Regions from separate parts of the Homo sapiens genome. Here regions 1 and 3 are each linked to region 2. Evidence: chromatin contacts called from ENCODE Hi-C or POLR2A ChIA-PET data. All regions are on one chromosome and are shown on one strand. The core of a region is the stretch at or near the end of the contact, and the rest is flanking DNA. Distances in the headings are between cores, read along the strand shown.

Evidence for each region. A loop is a pair of places that touch in the nucleus more often than their neighbours do. ChIA-PET counts read pairs that join two places held with the same protein, here RNA polymerase II (POLR2A). Pooled maps may share reads with other maps.
Region 1: a loop to region 2 is called in a pooled map, with 12 times the contacts of the local background. The contact joins the promoter of CCDC71 here to the enhancer-like site in region 2. A Hi-C loop is called at or near these places in 5 of 50 pooled maps. POLR2A ChIA-PET finds 5 or more read pairs at or near these places in 2 of 52 experiments (H1 and Panc1).
Region 3: a pooled map shows a loop between it and region 2 (5-fold over the local background). The contact joins the promoter of C3orf62 here to the enhancer-like site in region 2. A Hi-C loop is called at or near these places in 5 of 50 pooled maps. POLR2A ChIA-PET finds 5 or more read pairs at or near these places in 2 of 52 experiments (GM12878 and activated CD8-positive, alpha-beta memory T cell).

The regions. Positions count from the first base shown.
Region 1 is chr3:49,165,071-49,169,137 of GRCh38, reverse strand. CCDC71 (coiled-coil domain containing 71) reads left to right here and starts at 2,807. Exons shown (of 2, transcript NM_022903.4): 1 at 2,807-2,871. RefSeq lists enhancers at 2,526-2,645, 2,666-2,735 and silencers at 2,886-2,965, 2,986-3,045.
Region 2 is chr3:49,537,753-49,542,368 of GRCh38, reverse strand. No RefSeq gene overlaps it. Among named protein-coding and RNA genes, the nearest start is that of BSN-DT, 14 kb to the left of the region's middle. RefSeq lists a silencer at 2,177-2,406 and an enhancer at 4,613-4,616. Within about 2 kb of position 2,513, at least 24 of the 41 ENCODE cell types and tissues checked have a DNase peak (open chromatin) inside an H3K27ac peak, as active enhancers do.
Region 3 is chr3:49,275,949-49,280,043 of GRCh38, reverse strand. C3orf62 (chromosome 3 open reading frame 62) reads left to right here and starts at 2,812. Exons shown (of 3, transcript NM_198562.3): 1 at 2,812-3,617. The coding sequence starts at 3,172. It overlaps USP4 (ubiquitin specific peptidase 4), which reads left to right. Exons shown (of 22, transcript NM_003363.4): 21 at 1,142-1,230; 22 at 1,593-2,900. The coding sequence ends at 1,751. RefSeq lists a silencer at 2,789-2,988 and an enhancer at 3,129-3,198.

The DNA of each region.
Region 1 (4,067 bases), core at 1,558-4,057, 370 kb after region 2:
GTCTCCATCTCTTGACTGCGGGATCCGTCCGCCTTGGCCTCCCAAAGTGCTGGAATTACAGGCATGAGTCACCGCGCCTGGCCTAGAATCTTTTGCAGGCTCTGCTTCTTCTCCATCACCAGGAATTGGCTCCTCAAGATTCAACCCTGGCTTTTCTCCCTGGCACACATATTTCCTCTTGGGGCAGTCCCTCCCAGGCCACTGCCTTCATTCACATCTAAAGCTCCATCACATCTCTCTGCTCAGATAGAGCTGGGTCCAGGATCCACTGAGAACCATATAAGGCTGGAGGGGCAGGTGGCTCACACGTGTAATACTAGCACTTTGGGAGGCTGAGGTGGGCAGATCACCTGAGGTCAGGAGTTCAAGACCAGCCTGGCCAACATGGTGAAACCCCAGCTTGACTAAAAATACAAAAAATTGGCCAGGCACAGTGGCTCACGCCTGTAATCCCAGCACTTTGGGAGGCCAAGGTGGGTGGATCATTTGAGGTCAGGAGCTTGAGACCAGCCTGGCCAACATGGTGAAACCCCACCTCTACTAAAAATACAAAAATTAGCCAGGTGTGATGGCAGGCGCCTGTAGTCCCAGCTACTCTGGAGGCTGAGGTAGGAGAATTGCTTGAACCTGGGAGGCAGAGGTTGCAGTGAGCTGAGATCACGCCACTGCACTCCAGCCTGGGCAACAAAGGAGACTGTCTCAAAAAAAAAAAAAAAAAAAAAAAAAAGGAAGAAGAAGGAAAAAAAGAACCATATAAGATGCCAAATGGAAAGCAAAGATTGGGTCCTGGGATCACCCTGTGTTCTCTCCCATCTCATCCTGTCTGGTCCCAGTTGTGCCTGTAGGCTCAGCAGCCACTAGAGTCCAGGTCAAGTCAGACTGCACTCTGATGAGCGCTCCCAAAGAGTTCCATCTAGGGCATACTGGGCACCAGGAGGCAAAAAGTTCGGCCCTACCACCCCCAAAGGGAGCTAGGTACCCCCATGATCCTTATCCCTAATCTCTATCATTTCCCCAGTTCTCATGTCTGGAAGGGACACAGCACAGCCGGAGGATGGACCTACCCTTCCTGGTTTTCCATTTGCCCTAACTTCTGAGCTGAACATCACCAGAGAGGGGTCTGGATATAACTGTACTGTTGCTATCCCTGGAGGATGGGCTCTGGCTCTCCATGGAAGGGGTTTCTGTTTGCACAGCCATGGCCCACCTGCACACAGGAGGCCAACACTGCCGGCTTTGGAGAAGCTGCAGAAGGTAACTGGTTGAATCGGTCCTGAATAAGTGAACAGTCAATCTTCAACCATGGACGGCCAGAGACTGGACTCACCCACAGCTGGGGACTGGGGGCACCAAGGTGGGGCTTCCTGACTGCACCCCATGAGATCCTGGCCCCTGGGACCCTACTCTTGCTTTCTCTCCACCAGGAAAAAAAGGCTAGAAGCACTGACCCCAGAGGAACAGGAGATTTTGCAGTTCCTGCTAGATACCTTGGCTATACTTAAAAGCAGCGAGGACCTCACCATTAGTGCTGAGGCCCTGGGAAGCTAAGAGGCACCAGATGAGGCCTATGGCACTGCTGGGTGGACTAGGCACTTGTCTTTAGGAGTGCCTGGACCCCTCTGTATAAGCAGGGAAAATACAGAGCAACCAGAGGATCCTGGTTGGAAAAAGGGCAGGAAAAAGGGCTAGTACCCAGTCCCTAAATGAAGCATCCCGCCACCCTCCTGTGATTGCCAATAGGCTTCCACCTGACCCCAACTACCAAATAAGGCACCACTGCAAGGGTCAGAGTCCAAGAGTTGTGGCAATATTTCTGCCTCCTGGCTCAGGCTCTGACCCTAGTGCAAATGCCCCCACTACCTCATCCATGAAACCAGGGCTCCCAGGATGGTTCCCAACCTGGACTTGCAAACCTCTGACTAATGGGACCTTTGGTCAGAGCTGTGGAGACCACTCTGACCTCTCACTGAAGTCACAGACCCCTAGGGTTGATTTTGACCTGTGTCCTATAACCACCACCCCGTACTAGCCCAAGAGCATGGATAAAAAGACTGAGGTCCCAGACTCCTAGGCAAAAGGAAAGGGGTTCTGGGCAGTGTTAAGACTGGAAGCAGGACTTCCTTCCATTGAGGGGCTGAGGCTGGGCCAGTGACTATACCTGCCCCCACCTGCCTGAGCAAGTATACTCAGGCCCACAGTGGTATACTGGAGCCCCCAGACTCCATGTGCGCTTGGGCTTGCGTGCACCACTTGTGATCACGTGCACACCAGCCTTTCATGCCATGTGCCACAGGCCCTATTCTCAGGAAGAGAGGAAGGCCTGCTGTCCTCGGAGAAGATACCCTTACTGCAAAACAAAGGAGATCACCTGAGACTCCCTGTCAGGAGGCACTCCTCTTTCACCCTCTGGTCAGGTGTCTGGGACTGAAGTGGGCATTGTCAGTGGCTAAAGATAGATCAGAGGGTGGAAGATGGCCTGAACCTTGTCAGGAGCCCCTCCCAGATGTCAATGCACCACTAGCTCCCCTCAGAAAAGGTGTCAGATGACCCCTAATCCAGTCTTGGCCGGGCTCTAGTGAGTCCTTGCCTGGGGCCGCGTCAGAGGGCACCTCTGTTCTTCAGACTTCTGCACAGGGCCGAACGGGTTTGGAGCAGTCACCGCGGCCACCACCTCCAGGCAGTCCTCCTTGGTACCCAATCTGCTCCGCCCCCAGACTTTGTGGGGAAATGGGGTCTCAGGGGTCAAGGGTCGGTAGGGCGGGCTGGGTCCCGGAAGCGGAAGCGCAGTGCACTTCCGGCGCGCAGCGGGCGGCCATGTTGGAGCAGCGGAGGCGGCGCAGAGGCGCGTCTTGGGTCCCCGCGGCGGCGCCGGTAGGTTGGAGCCGCGGGCCTAGCCGCGCCGCGGAGGGGCGGCCCGCGAGGCGGCAGGGCGGACGGGCAAGCGGCCAACTCTTCCCGGACCCGCGTCCTCCGCCGGCCTGGCCGAGACCCCCCACCCCACCCCCACCCCGCGCCCAGCGACCCCACCCTGGGGCTGTGCGGTCCCGGTAGGGCTAGCACCGTTCACCCTGTACATTTCGCTGCCTCAGTGACCCCCGCCTCACGGCTTGGGCCCTAAGGACGTGCATTCCCAGCCTGAGGGCCCCGATCTGCCCCCTCCCCCGGTCTGCCTGTGTGGCGCCTCTCTCACGCCCTATCTTCCGTCAACTTCTCCTGCCTTCCCCGGGGGCACGTGTGAAGGGAAGTCGGAGGCCGGGCAGGAGCCTCTGTTTCCGAAGCTTCTCGAAAGCCCAGAAAACCCCTCCCAAGAGCCCAGCCTAACCTGGGTGGAAGAGCCCCCAGGTCACCCCAAATATTTGCGCTGGGGCGCGTGTGAGGGTGGGAAATAGGTCCCTCTCTCTTCTACAGTTCACAGCTCTGGGAACTACATCCCTTCAAAAAACATTAATAAAGAACTAAAGTCATGTGCAAGGATTGTGCTTGGAGAACGGTCTCTGGGGAGGGGAAGTGCCCAAGACACCTGAGGATCCAAGAATGTTTCCAAACAAAGAGCCCTAGGGCATTTCCTCCAGGGTATTCTGAAGACTTCATCTGCTGCATTAGAGCGGTGGGAAGAAACTACACAGACGGGCCTCATGGCCCGAGGGACCTGCCTGATCCTGGCTGATCTTTTAATGCTCTGGTGCAGCTGGGGAGCTGCCTCTTGCTTCTGGGAACCCTCAGTGTTGGGTTGGGTATTAGATGTTAGTTATGATTGATGTCCACAGCTTCTTTAAAGAAGTCTGGGAGTAGTTAGGTGTTCTCAGTCACCTCCATCTGGGCTGTACTGAGGTCTGTGGCCCTCCAAGTCTTAGGTAGGACAGTGCATACCGCTAATGTCCCCTTGACTCACCATCCTACTTGCAGCCTTTGGCTCCCATTGTCCTTAAACTTTGGGATCTTGGTCTGGCTTCCTGGTCCCTGGTCTGCCTGGTTGCCTAGAGAGATGTCATTGGCACCTGCTACTCATCAGCTTTTTAGTTTCTGTTGAAGAAAAGTCCGACTCTTGATTAGGTCTCCATGCCTCT
Region 2 (4,616 bases), core at 1,264-3,763:
TCAGGTGATCTGCCCGCCTTGGCCTCCCAAAGTGCAGGGATTATAGGCATGAGCCACCGCACCCAGCCCTGATTGTTTTTTGAATGAGTGACAGGTGGATAGGGGAATGAGAGAGATGGCAATGGTGCTGGCGGCTCTTGGGGAGCCTGGGGCTGGAGATATGGTGGACATTCCTCAGCAGGGTTGAAATTCCTTTCAGGGGCTGAAGGGGAGGGGTGAAAAGGGGACTGGGAGTTTTCGTTTAGCAATAAAACTTGATGAGGGGAGCAAGACTGATAGAGGGAAAGTTTTGAGTGTAAATACATGAAATCTTGGATATAAGGGACCTCGGACCAGTTGCCATTTTGTTGTAAGAAATTGTTAAGATTGCTCGGGCTGGGCCGAGCGCGGTGGCTCATGCCTGTAATCCCAGCACTTTGGGAGGCCGAAGTGGGCAGATCATGAAGTCAAGAGATCAAGACCATCCTGGCAAACACGGTGAATCCCCTTCTCTACTAAAAATACAAAAATTAGCTGGGCGTGGTGGCACGTGCCTGTAGCCCCAGCTACTCGGGAGGCTGAGGCAGGAGAATCGCTTGAACCTGGGAGGCAGAGGTTGCAGTGAGCCGAGATTGTGGAGTGCACTCCAGCCTGGTGACAGAGCGATACTCCATCTCAAAAAAAAAAAAAGATTGTTTGGGCTGGGCATTGTGGCTCACGCCTGTAATCTCAACACTTTGGGAGGCCAAGGCGGGCAGATCACCTGAGGTCAGGAGTTTGAGACCAGCCTGGCCAACATGGCGAAACCCCATCTCTACTAAAAATACAAAAAACTAGCTGGGTGTGGTGGTACACACCTGTAATCCCAGCTACTAGGGAGACTGAGGCAAAAGAATCTCTTGACCCTGGAAGGCAGAGGTTGCAGTGAGCTGAGATTGTACCACTGCACTCCAGCCTGGATGACAGAGCGAGACTCCGCCTCAAAAAAAAAAAAAAGAAAAAAAAAAAACGATTGCATTGAAGTTGGGGCTTGAAAGTGCCACTTTCCGGCCAGTAACTCAGTAACTGACATTATCCAGTTTGTACTGTGGCCAGGCCACGGTGCAGAAGAAAATTAACTGTTTAGGTTTTATAATGTCAGTAAGTCCCAACTGAACGTTGATTTTGTTGTTTTTGTTTTTGTTTTTGTATGACAGAGTTTCGCCCAGGCTAGAATGCAGTGGCGAGATCTCGGCTCACTGCAACCTCCACCTCCCGGGTTCAAGCGGTTCTTCTGCCCCAGCCTCTCGAGTAGCTGGGACTACAGGTGTGCACCACCACACCTGGCTAGTTTTTGCATTTTTAGTAGAGACGGGGTTTCACCATGTTGGCCAGGCTGGTCTTGAACTCCTAACCTCAGGTGATCCACCCGCCTTGGCCTCCCAAAGTGCTGGGATTACAGGCGTGAGCCGCTAGGCCCGGCCTCTCTCAAGACCTTTTGCAACGGAAGTGGGAAGTGATCCTAGACTACTGGCTCCAATTCCCTAGAAAGGGAGCTGGTCTGGCGTGAGCTCTGGACCATTTTGGCAGGCTCCAAACTTGGTTTTGCCCTCTATAGCCTAAGGATGCGACACCATGCGGACAGAAGACAACAGCACCCTCAGCCCTGGCCCTGGCCAGCTCCCAACTGGATGTCCCTGCTGTTCCAATGCATGCCTAGAGCTGTGAAGACTGCTTTGGGAAAGGTGTTTCCTGGGGTTTCAGGGTACCCCCACTCAGGGAAAGAGTAAGTCGCCAGCAGCCTCATCCCACGTCTGCTTCTAGTGCCAAGCAGGGGGACCCAATCACACAAGTGGAGGCACCTCATCTCCATCCAGTACCCTCCCAGATCTCACAGTACCCTATCAGGCTACCCCCTTTAGGCGGTGCCCTCAGGAGCTCTCTGGCTGGAGGAAGGAGAGACAGAGAGGCCCTGCAAGCGCTGAGCTCTATCTATACCGTGTGCAGGTCCCGCGCTGGCTCCGCGGGGCACGGGGCCTGGAGGCAGGCAAACGCTAAGGCGAGGGAGTACGCACAGGAGGGCTCCTTATTGGTTCCCCACCTCTGAATTAAAGGTTTGCTGACTGGGGTCTCGGTAGCGGAAGCCTGGGCCCCAGACTCGCCCCTCTTATTGCCTGCTCGCTTCCCTTGCCTAGGGAGAAGGGCACTGGCGAATCACAGGCTCCCCAGTTGCAGCTACACTCGCCCCGATGCCCTCAGGGACTGTGCGGCAGTGGTGGAGAGAAGACAAGTCTAGTTACACCACCAGCTAGCGGCCGCGCTCGGACTGGCTCCCCGCGGTTGGGCTACTCGCGGGCTTCGCCCCGCCCGCCCGCCGGCCCCACGGCCTTAGCCCTGCCCACAGCCCCGCTCGGCCCCGCGCTGCCGGAGATTTTCGTCCGCTCCCGAGCGGCCTCAGCTCGACCCACGGCCGGCCTCCGGAGGCTAGCGCTTTCCGGGAGCTGGCGGCGTTATTAGCCCCGCCCACAGCCCGACTCTTCAGCCCCGCCCACCGCTGGCGACTTAATCCTCTGGCGCCACCTCCTGGGAGGCCGCGGACACTGTCTCCCTCTTCGGCCCAGAGCTGCTCCTGGCAGTCCACTCTGCTGGGCTCACCTGGGGGGCATCTGGAGCCACTACCAAGGTTGGGAGCTCTCCCTATCCCCAGCCCGAACCTGCCCAAGGCCCTGCGTCTCGCCACACGGAGCCTTCACAGGGACATGGACAGAACAATTCGTCTGACCCGAACTGAGACTCTAGGATAATCGCCACCAAAACTGGGGGTAGTGGGGCTAACCAGGGCCCCAGCAACCCGGTCTTCATGCTGCCCATGCCCTAGGCTGTCCTTAGGAGGGCCCCTCCTGCAGGAGCACCCGAACTCCAGCTGATGGGAGCCCCCACTTTGAACCTCTTGCCGAACCTCCTCTAGATCTTCTAGGGTCCCCACAGGGAAATGGTACCCAGCATTTCTCCATAGGTGCTTCAAATAATTCTTTGCTGCTCTACAACAGGAACAGAATTTCATCATCAGAATTAAACCTGGCCGGGCACGGTAGCTCACGCCTGTAATCCCAGCACTTTGGGAGGCCGAGGTGAGTGGATCACCTGAGGTCAGGAGTTCAACACCAGCCTGGCCAACATGGTGAAACCTTGTCTCTACTAAAAATACAAAAATTAGCCGGCCGTGGTGGCGGATGCCTGTAATCCCAGCTACTCCAGAGGTTGAGGCAGGAGGATCGCTTGAATCCGGGAAGTGGAGGTTGCAGTGAGCCGAGATGGTGCCACTGCACTCCAGCCTGGCCGACAGAGCAAGACGCTGTCTCAAAATAATAATAGTAGTAGTAGTAATAATAATAATAATAATAATAATAATAATAATAATAATAATAAAACCTAAAGTGTTTGGGTCATATTTAGAACTGAACACGCCTCACACTAGCCACAAGACCCAGACCAATAACTCCCTTGCCCTCTCTGGGCCTCAGTGACTTTGCCTCAAGGTAGTTGTGAGGAAGGTGAGCAAAACAGGGAAAGAGTCACCAATGGATTTGGATTTTTAAGATATTGAAATCCCAGGCCAGGCGCGGTGGCTCACGCCTGTAATCCCAGCACTTTGGGAGGCCAAGGCAGGCGGATCACAAGGTCAGGAGATCGAGACCATCCTGGCTAAAACGGTGAAACCCCGTCTCTACTAAAAATACAAAAAAATTAGCCGGGCGTGGTGGCGGGCACCTGTAGTCCCAGCTACTCGGGAGGCTGAGACAGGAGAATGGCATGAACCCAGGAGGTGGAGCTTGCAGTGAGCTGAGATTGGGCCACTGCACCAGTCTGGGTGACAGAGCAAGACTCCATCTCAAAATAATAATAATAATAATAATAATAATAATAATACAAAAAATGAGCCAGGCGTGGTGGCACACACCTGTAGTCCCAGCTACTTGGGAGGCTGAGGCAGGTGAATCGCTTGAACCTGGGAGGCGGAGGTTGCAGTGAGCCAAGATGGCACCACTGCACTCCAGCCTGGGTGACAGAGCGAGACTCCGTCTCAAAAAAAAAAAAAAAAAGGAAATCCCAGCGCTTTGGGAGGCCAAGGCGGGAGGATCACTTACTTGAGGTCAGGAGTTCGAAACCAGCCTAGCCAAGATGGCGAAACCCCATCTCTACTAAAAAAAATACAAAAATTAGCTGGGTGTGGTAGCACGTGCCTGTAGTCCTAGCTACTTGGGAGGCTGAGACATGAGAATCGCCTTAACCCCGGAGGCAGAGGTTGCAGTGAGCCAAAATCACAACACTGCACTCTAGCCTGGGCCATAGAGCAAGACTTTCAAAAAAAAAAGAAAAAAAGAAAAAAAGAAATAGGCCGAGTGCAGTGGCTCATGCCTATAATCCTAGGACTTTGGGAGGCTGAGGTGGGTGGACTGCCTGAGCTCAGGAGTTCGAGACCAGCCTGGGTCACATGGTGAAACCCCATCTCTACTAAAATACAAAAAATTAGCCAGGCGTGGCAGCATGCACCTGTAGTCCCAGCTACTCAGGAGGCTGAGGCAGGAGAATTGCTAGAACCCAGGAGGCGGAGGTTGCAGTGAGCTGAGATTGTGCCACTGCACTCCAGCCTGGGC
Region 3 (4,095 bases), core at 1,563-4,062, 260 kb after region 2:
CGAACCACCCTGCCTTGGCCTCCCAAAGTGTTGGGATCACAGGTGTGAGTCACCGTGCCCTGCCTGTGTTCATTTTTATTTGCTAATTTTTGCACACAAACATACCATTTGGGCAAGTTTCTCATCCTCAGTTTTCTCATCCATGAGGTTAGGCTGGTTGTGTGAGGGTCCACATTGGGCCTACAGTTGGAACTTCAAAATTGAAAGCCACCGTTGCTGCTATTGTGTCAAGCACAGACTGTGTGAACTGGCCTTGGGCACCTTCTCTGTTGCCCTTTCCCATGATCCTCACCACCACTTTGTGCAGTCAATGCTATAGTGAGGAAACTGAGGCTGAAGTGTTAAACACCTTACCTAAAACCACACAGTAAGTTGACACTGGATATCAGATCTCCATTGGGTTCTGTAGTTTCTGAGAGTCTGGGTGGAGCAGGAACTGGGCTGGGATTGCTGTAATAAACACATCCTGCTTGGGAATAGTGTAAAGTCAAGACAAGAAGCATTGCCTCTGGGAAATGCTTGAATCATTGTGGGAAACTGTTACCTAACCACAGACTCTGGACTCCTAGTTTTAGAGAAAGATAAATTTTTTTTTTTTTGGATATGGAGACTAAGGTATGTTGTTCACATCCCAGCTCTGCAAACCCAAACACCCAATGTTCCTCTAACTGGGATTATTCTGTAGGCTCCCGAGGCACTAAGCATTCTGTTGATGTTAGTAGCCACCTGCCTAGATGCAATGGGGGAGACTGACTTGGCATGTCCTTGTGAGAGCTATTGTTTTGCTTAAATCTTAGAAGTTTCAGCTCCTTTTATGGGTTCCCTGGTTTTGGATTATTGCACATAGCCATCCTGAAGATTGGCACTGAATAGCTCTGTTTTTTCTATTAGTTTCCCAAAATTATAGTTTAAAATCTTGGTCCCTGACAGCTCCATTTTTAGCCTTTTGATCCTTTTTGAGAAGGAACAGATTAGAAAAGAAGGTGAGTTGTTTTTTGGTTGTTAAGACACACACTGTAAACTTTTTTAATTTCAGGGGTTTTGTTTTGGGGATTTTTGTGTTTATTTAGTGCAAGCCTAATAAGCTAGCCAGATTAATTCTCTGGAGACCGCTAGAGTATTTTCTTTGTTGACTTGGCAGACACTGCATATGCGAAGAACAAACTGAATGGTAAATGGTATTACTTTGATGATAGCAACGTGTCCCTGGCCTCTGAGGATCAGATAGTGGTGAGTAGGCCATGATATGTGGTTCTTCCTCATGTCGTTATGGATTAAAGCTGGGAAGAGCCTCTATCAGGCTAGTTGGTTATTTCATCATCCTGATGTGATAGTGGGAGCTAGGTGTGACAGAGCTGGCTGGCATTCCTTCAGGGACCTTCATAAATGAGAAGCTCAGCTCTCCTCAGAGTTCTCTGCACAAGGCTCCTTCCATTTCCTGCTGCCTGGCAGGGGCAGCCATCCTCAGGTGGAAGGGTCTCCTCTGTGTGGATATGGCAGATCCTTGAGGGTTTTGGACAGCTAGAGAAAAGCTGGGGAAAATGGGTGATTTTTCCAAGCACTGAATGGTCTTTCCCCCTCTTGTATTTCAGACTAAAGCAGCTTATGTGCTATTTTACCAACGTCGAGATGATGAATTTTATAAGACACCTTCACTTAGCAGTTCTGGTTCCTCTGATGGAGGGACACGACCAAGCAGCTCTCAGCAGGGCTTTGGGGATGATGAGGCTTGCAGCATGGACACCAACTAATGCTGACTCCACGATCCTGCCACCCTGTAGCGCCAGTGTAATCCCCCAGGAGAACATCTTTGACACTCTGCAGACTGCTAGTGTTCTGTCTAAAAACCAGACAAGGAAATACCCTTCTTTTATGAGCAGAAGGAAACAAAAAAAAAAAAAGAAGACCGTTTACCTAGAAGAAGCTATGTCAAGAGGCTGAATTATTTTTATTTTTAAACAGGTGGTGAGAAATTTCTGTGAAACCTGTGAAGCTGAAAAGGGGGTGGGATGGGGGTACTCAATGGAGTATGTCTGATGGATCCCGAAGAATGGAGAGGAACACAGGCGCTGAGTATGGAGCAGCCTGGAGACCCACCCCACCTGCAGGGCTGCCCTGAGCGCCTGGATTTCTGGTTCTGATGCCAATACTAGTCACCCCAAGTAGTCTGCTCACAGTAACCCAAACCTCAAGTAAACTCCCCTTTCCCTCGCTATGTGCACTGATATGGGTTTATAATTTTCTGAAAGTTACCCACTGAAGCCCATTTCTCCGTTGAGTCATCTTGTAATTTCCAGCTTTCTCCCCGCTAAGGAAGATATCTAGTGTTGGGGATCCTGGCCCCTCAACCTCCTGTGGAACCCAGCAGTTCTGTTATATCCCCTGCTACCCTAGATGAATTAAGACGGTTAAATACTGTGTGGAACTTTTATTAGATAACACACTTTTTATTAGATAACGCTTAAAGGAAGTCAGTACATAAAACTGCCCGGTGCTGTGTCCCGTCTAGTTGTTTCCATGTTGGCTTGAGAACAGAAATCTTTGTGGGAGTTAGCCGGGAAAGGGCTCCAGTTCATGGCGATTTAGGGTAGTAATACATTTTGGTGTTACCCAGATGCTTTCTAGAACGGGTTCTTTCCTCATCCCTGCCAAGACTCTTCCCGGGGCCCCCATTCGAAAGCCCCGTCCCCACTCCCACCGCGGGGCCAGCCGCTGCGTGTGGGCAAGGCCTTAAGGAACCGGACGTATGGGTCCGGGATTTTTTGTCTGACCTTCAACCTAATCCGTGGGGGTTTGGGGCCTGCGCGGGGCACGCGCATGCGATGACCGTTGGATGGGTCGGCGTCACTGCGCTGCGGGTGAGGACAAGGACGTGGCTGCCGACTCGCCAAAGGGGGGGTGCCGGTAGGGCCAGCGGCCTGGGAGCCGCGGTGGGGCGGGAGGCAGCGGCGGGGCGGGCCAGGAAGCTGTGGGAAGTGGGGCGGGGCGTCTTTGGGGCTTCTGGCAGATGGCGGGTTCCTCCGCGAGAGCCGAGAACCGCCTACTCCAGGAGGAAAGCCCGAGGGTTGTGGGTCCTGCTATAGCCAGGGCCAAGCTCCAGGAAATCGTGGCCATTCAGGGGTAGTTTGCAGCCTCATTTGTAACATTATTGTGTTGTCCTGTGCATTTCCAATGCATTACATAAAGACATGGTCGCTTTTAGGAGAAATGTCTGAAAAACTAAGAAGATGCAGAAAGGAACTGACTGCAGCCATTGACCGGGCCTTTGAAGGAGTTAGTTATTCCCAGGAGTGCACAGGCCAGCAGAGGCTGGAACTGAGCGCCGCGCCGCTCTCCTTCTCGCTGCCCGTGCACAGGCTCCTCTGCAGAAGACATCCTCTGGCAGCCTGCTCTTCTGCTGCTCCTTTTGCTGCTGTCCCATGTGCTCCTGAGAATGAGAACCCTGCCTTTGCAACAAACCATGCCCCGGTAAATGCAAAACCACATGCTCTGTGCCCCGAGAGAAAACCTCTAACCAGCAAGGAAAATGTATTGATGCATTCCTCCATTTTGGCACCTGAAAGAGAGTCTTGGAGAACTGCAGGAGAGGGGGAAAACTGGAGAAAAGAAAATTTAAGGTGATTCTAATTTTGATGGTTTAACAGCTACAATTAAGGGGATTCTTGTTTCTGAAAAAGTTGTTGAAGATCCTAGATTTAGTTCATGACAGTGCTCTTGCCTCCTCTTGGCAGCTCTGTGACTGCATTTGGGGAGTTGACAGACATTCTTCAGAATCTGGCCTAGGAAACAGTTATATTTTGTGTATATGTTCCAGTTGAGGGGCTAGTTGTCAATCGTTGATGTCAAAAACCAGTCATGGAAACCACTTTGCAGTACCCAAAGGGGTAGTGGATGTAAAATAACCGGGTTTTAAAAATAACCTTATTTTTTAAGTTGCAGAAACAAAAGTCTTAATTCCATCTTAACTCCTGTGTTTGAATCTGGACACTGGGGCCTTTGATACCCTCCTTTGCCCACATTAGGGAGAGGCTTAATTGAAGGCTGGGCCCTACTTCCTGGCTTCATCTTTGCCTCTGCTCCCCGCTCTTACCCCAG